Linked DNA regions of Mus musculus: region 1 is linked to region 2. Evidence: chromatin loops called from intact Hi-C (ENCODE). Cell type or tissue: left cerebral cortex. All regions are shown on one strand. Each heading gives the region's core, and the rest is flanking DNA. Links, peaks and the distances in the headings are about the cores only.

Region 1 (5,470 bases), core at 244-5,243, 120 kb before region 2:
TAAAAAGCATAAACCAAGGGCAGTCCCCAGGCCCCAAGAATATCAGAGGGTAATGGTTTTCTTCCATGTAATGCCGGACAAAAAGTAGGCCCTTCTCTAACAAGTCCAAGAGATACTGATGCACTAGGACTCTGCAGCACATTAAAGAGGACAGAGTTTACAGGCACGTACTCTGAACATGTGACCCAAGTTCAATTACAACCTTGGCCAATTCCGTTCATTTTTCTACACTATCCATTCAGGTCATAACAGACATACTCAACAAAGTCACTCCGTTTGATTCTTTAACTTTTGTTAAAAAAATTTTTTTCAACTGGGAATTTAACACAGTATCTCACATGTGCTCTATCAAGGACTGCTACACCCGAGATGACTAACTTCTGGATTTCTATCTGCCTATCCACCCCATTCCTCAAAGTTAAGTGAATGTCTGCTAGCACCAGTTTACTCTGTTCCTCCCACACTGGCCTAAGAGCCATTGCCCAATCAAGTGCCTCAGGACTAGCTGTACTTGTCTTTTTGTTCTTGCTGTTAGACAAGGTCTCCAGTAGCCCAGGCTCACTGGGAACCCACTCTGTAGGCAAGGCTAGTAGTCTAGAATCCCATGTCCTCTGAGTGCTGTGATTCCAGCTTGCACCACCACACTGGACTGGCACTTGCTGCCGCTCAGGTGGCATGGCTTACACTCCCCAGTGAAGTGTACAGACACTGAACATATCCCCACCTTTAAGCCTTTGGTCAAATGCCATCTTATTTATATCTTCTTGAGCAAGTCACTAAAACATTCAGTGACTGGAACGCACACTTTATTTTTCTTTTTTTTAAGCTTTTATTTATTTTTTGTATATGAGTACACTGTAGCTGTCTTCAGACACAGCAGAAGAGGGCATAAGACCCCATTACAGATGGTCATGAGCCACCATGTGGGTGCTGGGAATTGAACTCAGGACCTCAGGAAGAAGAGTCAGTGCTCTTAACCACTGAGCCATCTCTCCAGCCTCCCGCCCACCTTCTGTCTTTGAAATTTACTCACTTGGCATTCCCCACACATTTGCTTTAATTAAAAAAAAAACCTTCCCTACCAGTAAACTTCATGAGGGAACATATTTGTTCCCTGCTGTACCCCAATACTCAAAATAGGGCCTGTAAGGGGAGGCACTCAACTGTTGGTTGACTGGGAAGAATATGAAGTCACCAGGAGATCTAGCTCCGAGTGACAGAGCATGTGTCTAGCACGTGCAAGGCCTGGGCTCAGTCATCAACACCAAAGAAAATAAAGGAAATAACTATGAAATACTTTCCATCTGTGTGAGACACACACAGCATTCTCTTTCTGAATGGGCAGCCCAGTTGAGTCTCAACAATAACAAAAAAAGGCTCATCGGAGCGAGTCCAAAACCCAAAAGACCTCTAGGCCAGCCTTCTTTCCTCTTTAAAACTTCATGTTTCCTGGGTTTCTCTTGGCCTTTATCTCTTCACACATCATTTCTTCTAAAACTGAAGCTTATAGGATACTCTAAATTTGGCTTTTATGATGTCAAACTATGGAGGCAATAGAGACAGACCAGCGTTCAAGAGCACCAGCTGGTCTTCCAAAGGACCAGGGCTCGATTCCCAGCACCCGTATGGCTGCTCACCTAGTGCCATGACACAACCCTCTTCTGGCCTCTGCCTGCACTGTGCACGTGCTGCACAGACGTCCAGGCTGGCAAAACACCTACACCTACAAACTGTTTTGTGGGTTTGTTTTTTTTAAGTTTTTAGGAGGAACAGAAAACTCAACAGATGTCTCCCACCTAGACCCCAACACTTCCGTTTTCTCTTCACGCCCCCACCTCACAAACTTGACTTCTCCTCCGCCACTTCCCCGGCTCATCCACACCTTCTTCCCCTGGGTTTCAGCGCTCTCTAAGCATTGGCCTAGGCGAGGGACGAGGCCATCTCTCCTCCAGCTCCTCCCACCTACCGCCGGCCTTCGCGCACACCCGCCCGGGTCCCCGGCTTCTGACCCAGCGGTAAGCCCCCAAGGATCCGAGAACCGGAGGAGAAAAGCAGGTGAGCCGCTTCTTAGGCGATCCTTGTGCGCAACCGGATAAGAGATTTTTGAACCACGCACCTCGCAGGCCAATGGAGCAGGCGGACGGAGTGCGGACAGGCCCGCAATCACCAAGCCCACACCACTCACACAGCCAAGCTCCTGGAAACGCAGATGCTACGCTCCAAGCGCGCCGCCATCTTGCGCAGCCAATCCGCGCCGTGACTGGACAGACTACTCTCGCGAGACTTTTGACTTAGCCTAAAGAAAGAAGGAACTATCGCGATACTTGGAGACGGCGGTGAGTTTTCACCCAGGTTTGGGGGTGTGGTCGGCCGGGAGTCTTCTTAGGTTAGCGGATGGAGAAGACCTCACTAGTCCGCTGGCATGCAGCTATGTGATGGAGCCCGGCCAGGAACTTGGAACTACCCTCCTCCCCTGGCCTTTCTGGGTGCTGGGATTACAGGGATGGGCTACCCCACCAAGTTGTAAACGTTTGTTTTCCTTTGTTTTGAATGTAGCTTTCTTCAGCTCTCCCCAGCCTTACTAAATAGTACTAAATCTAGTCTTGGACAGGAAATAGGAAGGCTAGATGGGTTTGATGGCAATTAACACTTAAGTGCACAGCAAATCTGTGTGATGACACAGTAGTTACAGATAAACCTGTGAGATGGGTAAATAACTGGTACTTAGAAACTGTTTTGGGTGGGATAGGGGACGGGGAAATGGCTACCCTAACAAAAGACCCAGGTTCGAGTCCCAGCCCCAATATGGTGACTCGAAACCAGCTGTAACTCTAGTCCCTAAGTGCCCTCTGGAAGGCACACGTGCACGTGGTGCACAAACATGGAGGCAAACAGCCATACACATAAAGGTAAACCTCTTTTTAAATTCTATTTTTTTTTTTTAAAGAAACTGATTTGGCTAAAAAAAGCATTGAATCTGGACTCACGAAGCAAAAGGATAAAATCCTGGCGTGCGTTTGTTTGTTTGTTTGTTTGCTCGAGACAGGGTTTCTCTGTGTAGCCCTGGCTGTCCTGGCACTCACTTTGTAGACCAGGCTGGCCTTGAACTCAGAAATCTGAACTCAGAAATGCCTCTGCCTCCCCACCAATAGGCATTTCGTTGTCAGTTTTGTACGATGTTCTGTTCCAGATTGGCCAAAGGGTGTTTTCAGATTGTCTGTGTCAGTCACCTGGAATTCCTGGAACAGTAGGACTGATCAAGAAATACTTTTATAGAGCAATGCTAGGCCTCAAAGGACGGGAATGCCTCCTCTGTACTCACTGAGGGCAATTACCTGCATAGACGAAGCTATGTGCTGCAGAAGGAACAGTTGTCTTCAGGGAGCCCAGTTGCTTCCCTCCACCTTGCAGACCAAGCAGAACAGGACCAAGACCACACTGACCTTGGCTACTTTATTAGCTATGCTAATACCCCCCCAATTGCCCTACCCCCAATTTTTCCTTCATTTAACCCTAAGTATGGTGTTATAGGCCTGTAAATCCAAGCATTTGGGATATTGAAGCTGGAGTATGAGTTCATCCTATACTGTCTATCAAGTTCCAGGCCACCCTGGTCTACATGAGACCTTGCTCAAAAAGCCAAAGCGGCAGTGTACCACTAGATCAGTGGTAGAATGCAAAGGCCTGTGTAAACTAACACCACAAAGAAGAGATAGATAGATAGATAGATAGATAGATAGATAGATAGATAGATAGATAGATAGATAGATTGATTTATGGGTAGATAGATGTATAGATTTATGGATAGATAGATAGATAGATAGATGTATAGATTTATGATAGATGTATAGATTTATGGGTAGATAGATGTGTAGATTTATGGGTAGATAAATTAGCATAGCCATAAAATGTGGGCTGTCGAGACACTTGATGGACAATCATGAAGACCAGAATTTGGACCCCAGTCTCCACATAAGGAGCAAGGCACACCTGGGGCTTATTCGTTAAAGAAAAGAAAAGTATAAGCTGCACGCTCACAGACAGACTTTGCCTCAAAGGAGTAGGGAGACAACGATAGAGGCCATTCAATGGCCTCTTCTGGTTTCCACAAATGTGTACATGCACGCCTATGCCATACACTCACACAAATTAGTGTTTAAAGATTTTTGTAACTGAAGATTTGAAAAAAAAAACCCTGATAGATTTGTGGATGTGGGTAGGTGGCTCACAGTCACCTATAACTCACATTCCACGGTATCTGACACTCCAGGGTGTCTGACACCCTCTTCTTGCCTCCTCAGACACCATACTCACATGCATATACCAGAACACAGAGACACACATATAATTCAAAATAAAATAGATATTTTAGAAAAATGGGGCTGCAGAGGTGGCTCCACAGTTATGAGCGCTGTCTGCTCTTCCAAAGGACCCAGAGTCAATTTCCAGGACCCATGGGACAGCTCAGACCTGTCTGTAATTCCAGCTGCAGGGGACCCATTGTCTCTGGCACACAAGTGATGCACAGAAATACATGCAGCCAAAACACCTGCACACATAAATGAAAATGATAAGCTGGGCGTGGTGGCACACACCTTTAGTCCCAGCACTTGAGAGGCAGAGACAGGTAGATTTCTGAGTTCGAGGCCAGCCTGGTCTACAAAGTGAGTTCCAGAACAGCCAGAGCTACACAGAGAAACCCTGTCTCGAAAAACCAAAAAAAAAAAAAAAAAAAAAGAGAAAGAAAATGATAACTTTAAAAGAATATTTTTGAGTATTTTGTCTATTACTTTTGTATGTATGGGTGTTTGCTGCATTTGTCTGTACGCCGCATGCATGCAATACTCCTGAAGGCCAGAAGAGGGTGTGGGATCCGCCTTGGAACTAGCGTTACAGACAGTTGCAAACTGCAATTCAGGTGCTAAAAATTGAACCTGGAGTTCTCTAGAAAAGCAGTCAGTGCTCTTCACTGCCGAGCATCTCTTCAGCCCCTAAAATAAATTTTTAAAAAGATTTGAAAGAGAAATAAGTTAGGCAATGGTAGCACACATAATACCAACACTTGGGAAGCAAAGGTAGATGGATCTCTGTGAGTTCAAGGACAGCCTGGTCAACTGAGCAAGTTCCAGGACAACAACCAGGGCTACACACAGGGAGAAACCCTGTCTCAGGAGAAAAAAAAATGTATTCCATTGGGAAATGTTCCCACTTTATAACTGAACAGGCTTGTATTGACAATCAGGTCTTTTCAGTTTCTCTGTCCTTATTGCCCTAGGAGAGGCAACAGCAGTAGATAGAGGTTGTCTCATTCTTGGAAGAGCTGTTGGAAGGGTGACTGAAACTGCCTGGAGATGACCTTGGCCTGGCTTCTGTTCTAACAATCCCCAGAGCAGCAGCTCCCAAATCGGAATGTGCGCCTGCGCGTGTCACCTGGGGAACTCATTATGCAGAAATCTCCAGAGCAGCAGCC
Region 2 (5,470 bases), core at 178-5,177:
TTGAGGCCATCTCCCCAGAAGGACCATATTCAAATCAACTATCCCATCTCATTCAAGGAAACTAAAGCTCCACACAGCTTATAAGTGAGCTGTCCAAGGTCACAGAGGCAAAAGGCTGTGAAGCTAAGTCTAGGAAAAGGGATGTGTGTCGAAGTTCCAAACCCAACCTCTGCACGCTACTTTTAGAGTAAGGTCTATTGCCATTCTCCCCAAGAGACCAGGCTACAGCAGTGCCTTCCCCTGGAAGCCTAAGGACTCAGTCCAGGTGGTGCATGAGGCCATAGATGACCCAAGTCTCTACTCCCTTGCACTCAGATCCTAGAGGTCTTTGAAGACCTAGGTTTTAGGGAAGTGAAATAAAAAGGCAATCCTCTGCAGAATGGGACTAACTGCCTAAATGGCACTTAGTACACTGCTAACCTCCACCTACAGTCTCTAGGAGAGATCCGAGCGGAAAGACAACACACAGCCTTCCTAGGCCTAGACAGCACTCCCCTAGCCAGAGATGGTCACAGGCAGGAGTTACAAAGGGGTCTGAGTAACCACAAGTAGTCTCTGTATGCCACTCCAGTCTGACAGCATCTTCAGAGACTATGCCAGGGCCAGGCCACACCCTAGCTAAGGAATCAGCAGGTAGGGGCAGAACAGGAAGTCGAACTCCAAAAGATACACTGCCCCATCCTTGAACCCAGGGCTTCAAGACAAGAGGACAGAGGCAGAGAGACAGCTTATGGAAGATCCTGCTTGCCTCCTTCCTGTTTCCCCAGACCAGAAATAGGTCTTCAAGGTCCAAGTGTCTTCTCAGACACCACCCAAAAAGAGCTTTAAGATCCTGCTGGAGAGCTTATAAGCCCCTAAATTCTCCCCTCGTCTGCCAAGTCCCCTTCAGTTTCCACGCCCAACTCAGGGAGCCCTCCCCTGTACAGAAGGAACCTGACACACCACTGTGAACTTGAAAAACCTGCCTGTTCTCTTAACCCCTAAAAGTTACTTTATTCTTAAGGTAACTGTCCCTGGCCTGCCTCGATCGCCTCCTCAAAGGTACTGGAGAGCTCTAGAAAGAGGGGCTGTGGGTCAGGGGCTACACTTTGATACCCATGCAGAAACCTTACCATGGGATAGCAGATGGGTGGGGGAGGGCAGGGGGAGCAGGACAAACACGACACAGGCTCCATTTATGTCTTTCTTCTTTTGAACAGATCCAAGATGGCCGGATAGTCTGTTATCTATACCAGTTTTCTGGGACACAGAAGCCAAGATCCTACCAAGTAGAAAGTCCTGTGTGTCCCCAAGATGAAGAACTATGCTCTGACCCCAACCCAGCACCCCCTGACACACACACACACCCAAGAGTCCCTTAGCATATAGTTAAGGGAGCTTCATTCATCAAAAATCCTCCACTACCATTCCAGTTCCTAAATCCCCTGAATCACATACATAATAACCCAGCATGCCCACCTCAGCTTCCTCTAGGCTGGGCTGGGGTAGACTTGGCATGCTAGCCGTAAACTGGAAATCCAAATGCTTCCCTGGACAATGAAATCACTATGACCTTGGACAAGCTGCTTCATATCTCTTCAGATCTCTTTGATGGAGGGGAAACAGGCAGCTCTAACCTTCTCTTACCCAGCCTGCCCATGGATTCAGAGCCACGACATTTTTCAGCACTTCTTGTGCTTGGGTACAACTCAGGCCTTGTCTTGGGCAAGGTAAGTCCACTGTGATGGATAACAGTCTAGCAAGTGCTAGGCCCATTAGGGCCATCCTTACTCCCGTGTTAGCCTTAGTCTGCTCACCGGAGCTGGGAAGAATAAGGAGATGAGCTGAGGAAAAGAGAGATAAAGAGGGTCTGCACTCACTGGCATCCTGGGTAGAAAGGACCAGGCTGGCTCTGAGGAAAAGTGAGGAGGCCCTAGGAAGGGGTTTCCAGTTTCAAGGCTGGAGCCTGAGACTTGGTAAAAAACTAACAGAAAGGGCACAGGCTAAGTACAAGAGAAGTAGGCCCCACCCCTAGACAAGCCTCTGCCACTCCCAAAGCCACCACCACACAGCCCCCACGGGGGAGAGCTGGGCGCTCCACTCCACACTAATGACCTTTGCCTTAAAAAAACAGCAGCTCTAGTCTGACCCACTTTTCGCAATAAGGCAGGTTAATGATCAAGTTCAGGCACAAACACCTCCCCCTGACAAACAGCTAGGCTTTGCCCACACACAGGCAGGACCCCAAACCCCTGATCAAGTGGAGGCCAGTAACTAAAAGAATTGAGACCACAGCCTGATGACTTGGGGTTAAGCCCTTGTCTCTAAGAATGTACCAGAGACAACCCACCCCAATAACACACACACACACACACCCCAACTTGCGCTCTTCCCATAGTCCAAGTTTGGGCAGCTCCAAACTGAGCCTCACTCACAGTGCTGCAGCTCTGCCGCACAGGAACGTCTAGGACAAGAGAACCAGAAGGTGGCAGGGCCGCAAGTGTCACTGCCCCCAGCCCCAAGAGCTCCCCAAGCAGGGGCGCGGAGGGGGTGGGGCCGCCGATTCCATCGGTCTGCGGCGGCGGCGCACCCTGAAACCAAACCGCGTGTGCGCGCACGTGTCCCCGCGATCTTGCGCGAGTGTGTCCGCCGTGGATGCCCTTCCACGGTCCCCACGTGCGAAGTCCAGGCCGTAGCCGGGGGTGCCACTGAAGGTGACCTTCAGGGCGGGGGCGGCCCAGTGCACCGCCCACACTGACGCGGAGGGAAGACGGTTGTTCCCACCGAGTCCCGAGCCCTCCGGCCGGACTCGGCCCGGGCTCTAGCCCAGCTGTCCCTGCCCCCGGCCCACTCACTCACCAGCCGCGTTCGGCCGCCCCTTGCCGCCGGCCTGCGAGCCGTGCTCCCGGGCGCTGTCGGCCGGGGCGGCCGCCGGCAACTCGTCCGTCTTGATGACCATGGCGGGAGCAGGCGTCCGGCTCGCCTGTCCGCGCCGCACGCCGCGCCACTAACCCAAGTGCCCTGCGCGCCACGGCCGCTGCGGGAAGGACGGAGTCACCGGCCCACGTGGTGCGCGCTTTAGCCTTTGACCCCGCCGCCGCTCCCCTACCCCGCCCTCGCGCCCGGCCTGCCCACGGCAGACGACGAGGGACAAAACACCGAGCACTCCGTAGTCAGTTCACAGATTCAGTGACTCTTTCAAAGCCTTAAAGGCAACGCGTCCGGGCTCAAAGGGGAGAGGCCTCGGCCCCCTGGTGAGGCGGGGCTTCCGGGAGACGTTTCCTAGGTTCGCCGCCCGTTGGGCGGGCGCCGTGACCTTGGGTGGAGACTTGTCTAGGACTGCCTTCGCTCCCTATTCCCCCTCCCCCAATGACCCTCTGCTTCTTATTGAGCATCTGCCAAAAGACCGCGTCGTTCTAAAGCAGCTTTGTTATCACGACCCTCTGTATCCTCCTCACCGAGTGGGCTCTTTCCTACTGAAGGGAAGGGTCTAGAGTGTATTTGGATTATTGAGGAAGATCGCTTCTAGGCCTTTTGGCTAAGATCAAGTGTGGATTATTGAGGAAGGTGTGCAGGTTGCAAATATGCATAAAGTGTCAGAAACAGACTATGAAAACTTGGACTCAGCACCATGGGCTCCTCCCCTATCTGTGTAAAACACACACACACTCACTCACTTCCAGGCCACTATCTTGGTTTACAGTGAAGGACAATGAGGGCCAAAGTCACAGAACAAGTTCAGATTTAGACCAATAAATAGATCCTTACTATAGTTGTTATCTATTTTTCAGTTCTTTTGGTTGGGTGGGGAATAAGGAGTGAGGTCCATGATTGCTGGGGGAGGGGGGGTACTTTTCTTGTGTGTGCCCTACTGAGTATTAAATTCAGGACCTCTGGCATGGTAAAGGTGTCTACTGCTGAGAGACAACCCTAGTCTCAGGTGATATTGAAACCAGGTCTATCCAGACAGTTATGTTCAGGCAGAGAGGGGACAGGGTAAGCCTTCCATGCACAGGTGGAAAAGCCCTTTGTGAAACACTAAACACAGTCTTTACACTTGCTAGGATTTAATGGACCCTGGCAATCTGAGGCTGAGATGGGAGCGGTCTACATACACCCTTGTATACATTGCAAAGGAAAGTTAAATCTGCTTTCCTTTTAGAGATCTAGTGTGACCACAAGGGCCTGCAATCCCAGTTCTTGATAGGTAAAGGCTGGAGGACCTGAATTTGGAGACCAGCTTGGGCTACATAGTAACACACTGTCAGAATAGAATACATAGGAAGTTCAGTTTGCCCCTAGAGCACATGTGATGATGAGAACTGAAGCCAAAAGAAGAAGGAACCCTCCATTGAAGGGAGAGGGAGGAGAGAAATGTATGTGTCAGAAAGATCCTCTTGACTGTTATGTGAGGGCAAAGGAGAACTGAGCAGGACTAAGGAGAAGTGATTTCAGGCTATTGCACAAGGAAGTTGGAAGAATGACCAAGACCTTATTGCTGGGTGCACATAGAAATCAGGCAGCAGGAACCTGGCTCAGTGTTTCCATCCGTCATCCCAGCACTCAGAAGGCAAGGAGAGAATATAAAGGGTTTAAGGTTAGCCTGGGCTTCCTGGCTAGACCCAGTCTCAAGAAAACACACAACAAACAAACAGACAAACAAACAAACAAACAAAAGGCAGGCAAGCAAGGTGTGTGTGGACCTGACATCGAAGTGGACTGGAAGTCAGTCCCTAGGAACCCGTACCTGTCTCTTGTAGTGAACTTGAGCAAATCACTATCATCTTGCTGAATCTCAGGTGTTTTGCTGTGTGTAGATACATGTTTGTGTGTTCTTGCCTTTACTACATTTTTATTGTGTGTGTGTGTGTGTGTGTGTGTGTGTGTGTGTGTGTGTGTGTGAGTGAGTGCATGTCCTTCACCTCACCTTATTTCTTAAAGTAAGGTCTCTCTCACACTCTCACTGAACTTGGAGCTCAGCAGTTAGCTAAGCTGGCTGGCTAGCTAACAAATCTGAGGAATTCTCCAGTTTCCATCTTGGGTGCTGGAATTGTAGGGGACTATCCTTATGCCTGGCTTTGTACTTTACTAACTGAGCCCTGTGCTTTTGTTTTTACTTTTAATTATATGTATGTATATATGGCATGTACGCACATGTGTATATGAGTGAGTGAGTGAGTGAGTGAGTGAGTGAGTATGTGTGTGTGTGTGTGTGTGTGTGTGTGTGTGTGTGTGCAGTTGCTGACCTGGAAAGCTCCAAGCAATGTCCTGTGCAAGGCTGCAAGACTGTCTGAGTGTTCAGGGCACACCTTGAGTGCTTCTGGGTGGAGACTATTCTTTGGTTGCTTGTTTGAGAAAGGGGTCTTATTCTATAGTTTAGGCTGGCTTGGAATTCACGACATAAATTACAGGGATGCACCATCACAGCCAACTTTACTTAAAAATTTGCACAGATAATAAATTCACATTGTTCCAAATCCGACAAGTAAAA

Evidence for each region. Peaks named below come from ENCODE experiments on the same cell type or tissue, not always from the same donor. Only the 100,000 strongest peaks of a DNase experiment are listed, where the experiment ranks them.
Region 1: a loop joins it to region 2, with 2.0 times the contacts of the local background. A loop is called at or near these places in 12 of 42 quality-filtered maps.

What each region holds. Positions count from the first base shown.
Region 1 is chr11:74,767,631-74,773,100 of GRCm38, reverse strand. Mettl16 (methyltransferase like 16) reads right to left here and starts at 2,238. Exons shown (of 10, transcript NM_026197.3): 1 at 2,117-2,238. In left cerebral cortex, for the core only: a CTCF peak has its summit at 4,851 (motif pointing right); DNase peaks (open chromatin) are centred at 2,278 and 4,863; H3K4me3 peaks cover 1,484 bases; H3K27ac peaks cover 1,035 bases.
Region 2 is chr11:74,647,063-74,652,532 of GRCm38, reverse strand. Cluh (clustered mitochondria (cluA/CLU1) homolog) reads right to left here and starts at 3,029. Exons shown (of 26, transcript NM_001081158.3): 1 at 2,839-3,029. The coding sequence starts at 2,938. In left cerebral cortex, for the core only: no CTCF peak of the experiment used is centred there; DNase peaks (open chromatin) are centred at 2,655 and 3,155; H3K4me3 peaks cover 2,324 bases; H3K27ac peaks cover 1,526 bases.